2 separate regions of the Homo sapiens genome follow, and region 2 is linked to region 1. The links are chromatin contacts, found by Hi-C or POLR2A ChIA-PET in ENCODE. All regions are on one chromosome and are shown on one strand. The core of a region is the stretch at or near the end of the contact, and the rest is flanking DNA. Distances in the headings are between cores, read along the strand shown.

The links. Hi-C counts contacts between places; a loop is a spot of excess contacts on that map. ChIA-PET counts read pairs that join two places held with the same protein, here RNA polymerase II (POLR2A). Pooled maps may share reads with other maps.
Region 2: a loop to region 1 is called in a map of naive thymus-derived CD4-positive, alpha-beta T cell, with 29 times the contacts of the local background. The contact joins the promoter of TRA2B here to the promoter of TTC14 in region 1. A Hi-C loop is called at or near these places in 2 of 168 maps with a recorded cell type or tissue (CD4-positive, alpha-beta memory T cell and naive thymus-derived CD4-positive, alpha-beta T cell) and 11 of 50 pooled maps. POLR2A ChIA-PET finds 5 or more read pairs at or near these places in 2 of 52 experiments (CD4-positive, alpha-beta T cell and CD8-positive, alpha-beta T cell).

Annotation. Positions count from the first base shown.
Region 1 is chr3:180,599,002-180,604,321 of GRCh38, forward strand. TTC14 (tetratricopeptide repeat domain 14) reads left to right here and starts at 3,162. Exons shown (of 12, transcript NM_133462.4): 1 at 3,162-3,421; 2 at 3,890-4,014; 3 at 4,123-4,322; 4 at 5,224-5,308. The coding sequence starts at 3,261. It overlaps TTC14-DT (TTC14 divergent transcript), which reads right to left and starts at 3,112. Exons shown (of 3, transcript NR_183700.1): 1 at 2,902-3,112. RefSeq lists an enhancer at 2,953-3,242.
Region 2 is chr3:185,936,592-185,941,911 of GRCh38, forward strand. It overlaps TRA2B (transformer 2 beta homolog), which reads right to left and starts at 1,423. Exons shown (of 9, transcript NM_004593.3): 1 at 1,234-1,423. The coding sequence starts at 1,269. RefSeq lists enhancers at 645-854, 757-1,484, 895-1,354.

The DNA of each region.
Region 1 (5,320 bases), core at 1,912-4,411:
GTGGCTACCTTGTTTCACCTAAGTTTCTGTGTTCTTTGCTAAAGAAATCAGGAATTTACTCTGTGTGTGTGGGTGTATGTATGTGTGTTGTACCCACAGAGAGGCACCAGGGGTTTCTTCCCACCAATCTATAGCCTACCTGAAATGACACGCTTACATAACCAAATGTCTATAATTAAAATATCCCTACCTACCTCCATTTCACACTTGCTGTCTCCAGAATGTATCTTGCTTTTTCACACCTCTACTTCTTTAATCATATTGCCCTCTGTGCCTGGACTGCACATAGTTGCCTCCCCCTCTCTCCTCTTACCCCCAGCAACTCCCACTACCTCACTTCACAGAGAAGAGGAATCTATGCAGACACCCTAGTAGGTGTCCACAATAGCACTTACCACTGTGCCATATTTGTTTCTTCTTATGTCTAATCCTGTGTTGCACTGTGAGCCACTCAAGAACCAGAGTTATTTTCTTCACCTTTATATCTCTAGGGTCTAGAGTGTTTATTAAATAATGTACATATGTGTTTATTTAGAAATTGAATTTAACATTTACAATAAAAATAGGCACAGGAACCAGACATCAAAGATCTGACTGCTTTAGATGTCCTGCCTTCTTCCCCCAACCCCATCCCACACTTTCCCCTGTCCCTCTCCTCAACATATTCATTTAGTTATTTATGTTGCTTAATCTGGAAAAGTTTCTCGAAAAAGATTTTTTTAAGGTAAGGCAAGAAGTAAAAAAGAAAAACAGTATTTTCTTCGTCGCCCACTTGAGAGGCCCCACATGTGGGACTAGTTTTTCTAAAATGAGAAGCAAACCTAGTCCCATTTCCTTTCCTCACTCCCTCCAATCCCATGTCAAAGATCCAGTGCCCTGTCCCCTTCAAAGTCAAAGGGGTGTCTGTCTCAAAAGAAAATGAACTCAAATACACCTGTAATTGTAAAAGGCTTTATCCTCTGCAATGGGAGTAGTATTCCGGAAGTAAAGAATAAGACTGCCTTCGGCACCCAACTAATGTGGCTACTTTCACATAAGGAACTAACCAAAGACAGAAAATCCCACGCTGAGTTTTGAGTACATTTGCTTAAAGTGCATTTCTTCTGTCACTACTATACGAAAAATATCACTCTTGATAAATGCTGTTTACCCCCTAAAAGGAGCTGCTTTCTATGTTCACGGCCATTTCAGATGTTCAAGGTATGAGGTGGGGGAGGGTTATCCTAGTGTTGGAATTAGGAAGAAGTATAGACAGATCCCATAGTGATAAAACCATGTGCTACTGAAGAATGGCCTCAGAAGGTGACATTCCCAGGCTAAGTAACACTATTTGGTGTCTGGTTCTCAGACACCGGTTTCTTAGTCCCTCCAAAAAATGAGGTCCTTGATCACAGATTGACTCTAACACAAATCACATACTTATCAAGATGTCTATAATAATTTTTAGTGGTCAGCTTTCCTTTTCAGTGACAGCACTCTTTCCTAAAAACAACCATTCTCTAGAGTTATGGCTTAAAACAAGTCAGTCTGTACCATTTATTAAAGTTGATATGCCTATAGAAGCTTGAAATTTATTTATTTATTTATTTATTGAGACGGAGTCTCCCTCCGGCGCCCAAGCTGGACTGCCGTGGCGCGATCTCAGTTCATTACAACCCCCGCCTCCGGAGTTCAAGAGATTCTCGTGCCTCAGCCTCCCGAGTAGCTGGGACTACAGGCATGAGCCACCACGCTCGGCTAATTTTTGTATTTTTAGTAGAGACGGGGTTAGGCCATGGTGGCCAAGCTGGTCTCTGAACTCCTGACCTCAAGTGATCCACCCTCGGCCTCCCAAAGTACTGGGATTACAGGTGTGAGCCACCGTGCCTAACCCAAATTTATCTTTTACAGTTGCATTCTTGTTTGTTGCATTTTCTCAAGTCTCAAACTGTTTACCTATTTGCCTGGGTTTTCCACAAAACAGTGTGGCAGTATCGATTATGTTCTGGGCTAGATCTCCTATACAAAAGTGGTAACACAGTGAAAGGCAAGTTGATTTCCTCAAAGACACATGGTGGGAAGTGGAGAGACTAACTGTCACCGTTTATTTCTGTTCAAGAGGACTATACTGAACTATTTACACTGAACATATTTAAATGGTACAAATTTTATACTGGAATAAAACGAAGCTACATGATCTCAAAATTAGGGTTAGTTAGACCTTCCATATGATAAAATACTCAATCCAGCAACTCTGCCTGAGAAGACCAATTAATACTTCGTTTGGAATCCTAACTCTAGCCTCTTACTAGCTGTGTGCCATTGAGCAATTTACTGGGACTCTCTGAGCATGTTTCCTCGTTTTCTAAAATGAAAAAGTACAATAGCTACCATAGTGGTTAGGTTCTCAAGTCAGTAAGTAAGGGGATGGGGGACCTAAGTTGAAATTCCCTTTGAAAATCACTTGAATTGTCCATAAGAACAGTATATTGACTTTTGCGTACATACCACTATACAGTAAGTCCCACAGACACTAAATTTTGAGCAACCATTGAGATAAACTAAATAAGAAATGCATGTGTTCATTAGTTATTGTAAAACTTGAATGGCATATGCACGTGTGGAGACATTAAAGCCATCCTGGTTTTAGAATTCACAATCACTAACAGTAAATGGGGTATGGATGGAGAACACCACTCCAGGTGCTTAACAAATGTCCGTGTCCTTCCTTTCTTCTGCCCTTAAAACCACCTGGAAACCTTCCCGGAGCAGCCGGTTGAATGGGGTTACGCCAGAGACACAGGTATTGATTTACGCAGAGAGTACGTCGAGGGAAGAAGCTTGGAGACTCGTATAGGGTTCTTACCCTGGCACTGGCACTTAGAAGCACCTTGATGAATACGAAAAGGAATTATTATTTACCCTAGGTTACAGCTCGAGCTATTTCGACGTAATAACGATCCCACGTACACTTTAAAAAGCAAACTTCTCACATACATCACTTCCTGGAAGCCCTAGTCAGCCTTTAGCCCAAGCAATGCTGAGCCCAATCCTTCGGCCTTCCGTAGTCTCGCTCGGTTTCGCGAGATCGAGGCTGAGCTCCGCCGCGCCGCCGTGGGGGCGACCCCAGAACACTTCCGGGTGTAACTGGTTGTGCTGTCTGTGTACTTCCGGCAGCCTCCAGACAGTTTCTTCCGCTTCCTGTACCACCCGGCTCAAGTAGCGGACACGGAACAGGGAACTATCAGCCCGTCGGCCTCCGGGCCCTGCATTCTCTAGCCATGGACCGGGACCTTTTGCGGCAGTCGCTAAATTGCCACGGGTCGTCTTTGCTCTCTCTACTTCGGAGCGAACAGCAGGACAATCCACACTTCCGTAGCCTCCTGGGGTCGGCCGCCGAGCCAGCCCGGGGCCCGCCGCCCCAGCACCCGTTGCAGGGCAGGTAATGAGACGTTGGTGCCACTGCGCCACGGAAGAGGGGACGCAGCTCTGGCAGCCACTACCGCAGCCCCGGGTTTGCGTCTAGAGGAAGTGGAGCCGCGGCCGTGAGCACAGGACGATCGCGCGCTGGTGTCTTGGGCTGGGTGGACGGGGGGCGCTCCTGGGTTGTGCAATGCGGGATGCGGGCTGAACTTTTTCTCTGGCACTGCTTGGTAGAGGCGCAGATTCCTTAGCTAAAAATCCCTTGAGCTTTCCTATCTGAGTTGGAGGCGTCACTTTTTAAGTTTCCCCGCTCTCCACCTCCAGGTTGGTTAATGAGGGAATGCCTAGTTAAAACTTTTTGTCTGAGGTTGTATTGTCTGCAGCTTAGGATGGAGCGGAATGGGCGATGAAAGCCATAAGCAGAAGGTTAGAAGTAAAGAGGCTTTGCAGATAACCCAATTTTCATATATATTTTTTTCTTTTTAAGAAAAGAGAAGAGAGTTGACAACATCGAGATACAGAAATTCATCTCCAAAAAAGCGGATCTGCTTTTTGCACTTTCCTGGAAATCAGATGCACCTGCAACTTCTGAAATTAATGAAGACAGTGAAGGTCAGTTTAGCCTTAAAATCTTTAAGATTGCGGTTCGGTTTAACAGTACTTCAGGTGAAACGGAACTCAAAACTATCGTTAGTGATTTTGTTAATTTTTTTTTTTTAGATCATTATGCAATCATGCCACCTTTAGAGCAATTCATGGAGATACCTAGTATGGATCGGAGAGAGCTGTTTTTCCGAGATATTGAGCGTGGTGATATAGTGATTGGAAGAATTAGTTCTATTCGGGAATTCGGTTTTTTCATGGTGTTGATCTGTTTAGGAAGTGGTATCATGAGAGATATAGCCCACTTAGAAATCACAGTAAGTTATTTTTGTTACTTGGATTGCTTCTGTTTTTGTTAACGCATCTCAATGCAAGAACTATATCTTTGCATGCAGTTGTGCTCAAGTATACCTGCCAAGATGCTTTTGGAAATTAAATGTTAATTGGAGAAAAATAGTTTAAAAAAATTAGTGTAAGTTACCCAGTTTCTCCCTCCATTTCTGGTTTTTGGGATTTTTTAAATTTAAACTGGTTGGCAGGCACAGTGTTCTTTTCTAAATGCTCAAAGAGGTATCAGTGGACGTGGTGAGGTTGATTGATATTCAGACTTATTTCTTGTAGTTGAACATATGTATTCTTAATTAGTTAATATTTGGCATTGTATATTTTCATGTGGATAATTTGGAGAGAAGTTTCATTTATATATTTACAATAATTAAATGTAAGTGGTTTGTACATTATATTAAGATACTTTGCCCAAGATGGATAGTCCTGAATTTAAACTAATGTGTCACGATAAAAGATTGGGTATTTGCCATCTATCCAGGCAGATAAAAAGGAAGAAAAGCAGAAGGTATTACAGATTGGATAACAGACAAAATACTTTGGAGAATTGGCATTTCATTTTCACTGGAATCCTTATACCTTTTAGACAAATTTTAGTTTGTTTTTGATGCATGTTGTATACTGTCATAAGCCATCATATTTGGTTCCTAAACTAATGGAAAGTTTCATGAGATTTTAGTTTTTTAACTGAACCAGCAAACATATTTTACTGTGTTTGGACACGGAAATTACTTTTAACTAAATCCTTATTTAAATTTTTACTTTAGGTTGTTCAACTACTAGCTGTTTCATACCAAACAACTAAGATAAAAGAAGACACTGTTCTTATCAAAGCTTGAAATGTCTGGTGTTTTAAAATACTTCTCATTACAGGCTCTTTGTCCCTTAAGAGATGTGCCTTCTCACAGTAACCATGGGGATCCTTTATCATATTACCAAACTGGTGACATCATTCGAGGTGATTAGTTTC
Region 2 (5,320 bases), core at 173-2,672, 5.3 Mb after region 1:
CATTTAATAGTCTTATTTACCTGATAAATCATATTCAGATCTTAAGGTAGCTTTACCAACAAGGGGAAACTTAGGTAACAAATTGTTTTTTTTTTTTAAAAAAGCACAAATTATTCCCACAGCCTCAAAAATCAATTTCTATGGTGCTTTTCTATCACCCTTCTAACAGATTCCTCTTAATTCTAGCAAGCCTCGTATGTTCGCATCATTCAATGCTTTCCGAATCCAATACCCAGAGCCCCACAGACCAGCTACGTATGCTGTTTAAACCCTAGAACTGTCTTGTTCCCGCAATTCAATCAACCCTCACTGAACACCTTTAAGAGGTGGAAACTTAAGGGAAAGAAAACTGTAGCCAACACACGCTGTGGTTCTAAGTATTAGAACGCCTCAAAACAAAGGAAATAACGGCGCCGTAAATGGTTGCCCGCCAATTTCTCCTTCACAATCCCGTGGAAATGCGATGTCCACAAAATCATCTTAACGACTTTGTGGTCTGTCCTAATAGAATACTGATACAGATTTTTGCCTGGGAAGCCCTTTCGGCATCAGAGAAAAGCGCTTCATTTAGGCCAAACACAAAGCCCTCACGCAATCCCCTCCACCTAACGGGCCCAGAACTTAGTCGGCCTTGGATTAGTTTCCATCTTAAGAGGCCCCAAAGACATCCCAGACTCCGTCCTTTCCGTGGAGGCAAAGACGGTCCTTCGTTAACCTAAACACCGGCCCAAAGACCCAAAAGAACGTCGTCTGTCCCCTTGCACCCCACCACGCGGCCTTACGAAGCGCGGCCCGCTGCGGGTCGGGTCCGCGTTGCCGCGCGGCTTCTCCGCCATTTTGTGCCTCTGGCAGCTCGCCCAGCCCGCCAGCCCAAGATGGCTGCGGCGGACCTTCGCAGGAGAGCAACGCCGAAATAAGATATCGCTCCCCTCCCCCAACACCGCGGGGACGCAGCGGCCATTTTCATCTTCCCCCTCTTATAACGGGAAAAACGGCCGTCTCGGGCAGAAGCCACATAAACCCGCCGGGGGCCTCCCTCCTTCACGACCAAAGGCACTAAGGCACTATCCACAAAGGCTTTTTTTGGTTAAATGCTGTCTCCCTTGCCTGCCCTCCCGGCTTCAGACTTCGGAGCCTAAAACGCCCCTGCCTCCTGGCCCGAGGCCGACGGGCCTAGAAAAAGATGCAAGGAGCTAGGACCACACAGCCACCCCCTACCGCAGCTCTACGTACCCGCTCGCCGTAGTTCTGCTCGCCGCTGTCGCTCATGACTCCTGGCTGCTGTCGCCGGTCGATGTGCTTCAATCGAAGCTGCCAACCTCTTGCACCTTCCTTAAGGAGGCTCCGCCGCAGCCCCGCACGACGCGCCGGTCGCCCAGCCGCTCAGAGCCGAAATGCTCCGCACCGCCTCCGCACGGGCTCTAACTCTACCGGATGTGACGCGGCGCTCCTTAGCCAGGCTCCTCCCCTCCCAGAAACGCGCGCTTTCTTGGCCTCGCCCCTCCTCGCTCTGCCTTTCCTCTCCAGCTGCAGCGCGTCCCGCACAGGAAGTGACGTGACCCCGCCCCTCGCAGGGCCCCACCCCCATTCACGAGCCTCTATGAGGCGGGAAAGCTAGCGTGTCGTTTGGCTGCTGTAGTGGGCGCCACGGAGCCACAGTGATGTCACCAGCCACTTCTGAATCCCTTCTAGAACTTTCCAGGGAACCTGCCGAGTGTGCAGGGAGGAAGGAGATGCTGTTTCCCCCAATCTCAATTCCTTTCTCCGCCTTATTAGTTTCTTGTTTTGTGTCTTTCCTTTGTTAGAGAAGTGAATGTTCGTACATTGGGTTCTTACTTAATTTTGTCTTACTTGTAGATATTTCCTTCCTGAATACGTCTTCATTTAAAAAAGGTCAGATCGGGCTGGGCGCGCTGGCTCACGCTGTAATCCTAGCACTTTGGGAGGCCGAGACGGGTGGATCACGAGGTCAGGAGATCGAAACCATTCTGGCTAACCCAGTGAAACTCCGTCTCTACTAAAAATACAAAAAAATTAGCCAGGCGCGGTGGCGGGCGCCTGTAGTCCCAGCTACTTGGGAGGCTGAGGCAGGAGAATGGCGTGAACCCAGGAGGCGGAGCTTGCAGTGAGCCGAGATCGCGCCACTGCACTCCAGCCTGGGCAATAGAGCGAGATTCCGTCTCAAAAAAAAAAAAAAAAAAAAAAAAAGGTCAGATCGGCTGGGTGCGGTGGCTCACGCCTGTAATCCCAGCACTTTGAGAGGCCGAGGCAGGCGGATCACATGGTCAGGAGTTCGAGACCAGCCTGGCCAACATGGTGAAACCCAGTCTTTACTAAAAATACAAAAAAATTAGCCGGGAGTGGTGATGCATGCCTGTAATCCCAGCCACTCGGGAGGCTGAGGCAGGAGAATCGCTTGAACCCGGGAGGCGGAGGTTGCAGTGAGCCGAGATCGGACCGCTGCACTCCAGCCTGGGCGACAGAGCGAGACTCTGTCTAAAAAATAAATAAATAAAAATAAAAAAGGTCGGACCTTAATACACAGGAATCAGACACAATCTCTATTCTAAAGTTACAAAGTAATGTGCTAGAACCGTTAAACACAATTAGAAAAAATGATTGTAAGTGCCAGAGGCATGTATAACTACAGGGGTGTCACAAGGAGGGAAGATTAATTCTGCCATTTCGTAAGAGAATATAGTTGGATTATAGTGAGAAGAGCCCAAGACCAAGTCGGATACTTTCTTTCTTCTTTTTTTTGAGACGGAGTCTTGCTTTGTCGCTCAGACTGGAGTGCAACGGCGCGATCTCGGCTCACTGCAACGTCTGCCTCCCGGGTTCAAGTGATTCTCCGCCTCAGCCTCCGTAGCAGCTGGAATTACAGGCGCCTGCCAACACGCCAGGCTAATTTTTTGTATTTTTTATAGAGACGGAGTTTTGGCATATTGGCCAGGCTGGTCTCCTGGGCTCAAGCGATCCTCCCACCTCGGCCTCCCAAAGTGTTGGGATTACAGGCGTGAGCCACTTCCCCCAACCCCCAAGTCGGATACTTAATTCCTCTACACTTCAGTCTCCCCATCCATTGAAAAGGTGGTACCTGGCTGATGAGGCACTTTGATACTGGTAAAGGGTCATTTGATTTTTTTTTTTTTTTTTTGAGACAGGGTCTCTCTGGCTCTGTCGTGCAGGCTGGAGTGCGGTGGCTCATTGCACCTCCCAGTCTCAAGTGTTCCTCCTGCCTCAGCCCCATATCCCCAACTCCTGATTTTTTTTAACAGCTTTATTGAGATACGACTCACCTACTATGCAGTTCCCTTATTTAAAGTGTACAGTTCAAATGGCTTTTATTCACAGAATTGTGCAACCATCACCACAATTTTAGAGTAGTCTCATCACATTAAGAAAAGAAACACTCATTAATAGTCATTTTGCATCCCTCCTCCTCTCCACTCCTCACAACCCTCCCAGTCCTAGGCAATCACAAATCTTTCTTTCTCAATAGATTAACCTATTCAGGACATTTTATATGAATGGAATCATATGGTATGTATCTTTTGTAACTGGCTTCCTTGGCGTACGTTTTCACGGTTCATCCATGTTGTAGCATGTACTACTATTTCATTCTTTTTCATTGTCAAGTTATATTCAGTTGTATGGATATATGACATTTTATTTATCCATTCATCATTTAATAGACATTTGGATAGTTTCCATTTTTTAACTTATGAATAATCCTGCTGTGAACATTCATGTACAAATTTTTGTACGAGCACATGTTTTTATCTCTCTTAGGTATACACCTAGGAATGGAATTGCTGGATTGTATAGTAACCCTACGGTTAATTTGGGGGGAAACTGCCAAACAGTTTTCCACAGTGGCTGCATTCATTTTACATTTCACACTGCCACCAGCAGTGTATGTGGCTTCCAATTTCTCCACATCCTCACCAATACTTGTTATATTGTATTAAAAAAAATTGACCAGGCGTGGTGGCTTATGCCTGTAATCCCAGCACTTTGGGAGGCTGAGGTGGGCGGATCACCTGAGGTCAGGAGTTTGAGACCAGCCTCAACATGGCGAAACCCCGTCTCTACTAAAAATACAAAGTTAGCCGGGCGTGGTGGTACATGCCTGTAATCCCAGTTACTCGGGAGGCTGAGGCAGGAGAATTGCTTGAACCTGGTAGGCGGAGGTTGCGGTGAGCCAAGATCGTGCCATTGTACTCCAGCCTGGGCAACAAGAGCAAAAATCTGTCTCAAAAAAAATTATAACCACTCTAGTGGGTTTAAAGTGGTATCTCGATGTGGTTTTGGTTTGCATTTCCCTAGCGATAATGATAATGCTTTCATGCGTTTATTGGTGATTTGTAGATCTTTGGAGAAACGAATATTCTGATACTTTGCCCATTTTTAATTGGGTTATTTATCTTTTTATTATTGAGTTATAAGAGCTTGCAATTTGGCTCTTGTTTGGTAAAATAGTCATCCAGAACAGAATCAATATTTGAGGTACCTGAGATCCAGAGATTTGGTGATGACTCAAGTGTCAAGTGACTAAATAACTTCTGAATGAGCTGTCCCCTTTTTCTGAGAACACCTGTACTCCCAACACACACCTAAACCTGGACTCCTACTCAGATCTCTGGCCTTATCTTACTTTTTGGCTTAGATTAGATCTCTTGTTTATACATTCTTATGGCACCCCTTGACATTCATATTACTCACAACTATAATTAAAGAATAATAATTATATAATTATTTTATTTTCATTATTATTTCTTTGTGGGTTTTTTTTTTTTTTTTTGAGACAGAGTCTCGCTCTGGCGCCCAGGCTGGAGTGCAGTGGCGCGATCTTGGCTCACTGCAAACTCCGCCTCCTGGGTTCAAGCAATTCTCCTGCCTCAGCCTCTGGAGTAGCTGGGGCTACAGGCGCCCGCCACCACGCCCGGCTAATTTTTGTATTTTTAGTAGAGACGGGGTTTCACTGTGTTAGCCAGGATGGTCTCGATCTCCTGACCTTGGGATCTGCCCGCCTTGGCCTCCCAAAGTTCTGGGATTACAGGCATTAGCCACTGCGCTCAGCCCTATTTGCATTATTATTTCTGTGAATATAGTTTTTATGTCTGTCTTCCACACTAGATAATAAGTTCCTTAAGGGCAGGGCCAGTGCCTCTTTTGACCACTGCCTTATACGTAGTGCTTGGCACACAGTAAGCCTTTAGTAGTACTTGTTGAGTGATTAAAAGAAAGCAACGTATGAATTTAGAATTGATTGGGTAGGCATCAGGGTGCCTTTAGAGGTCCCTGAGCAGGAGACTAA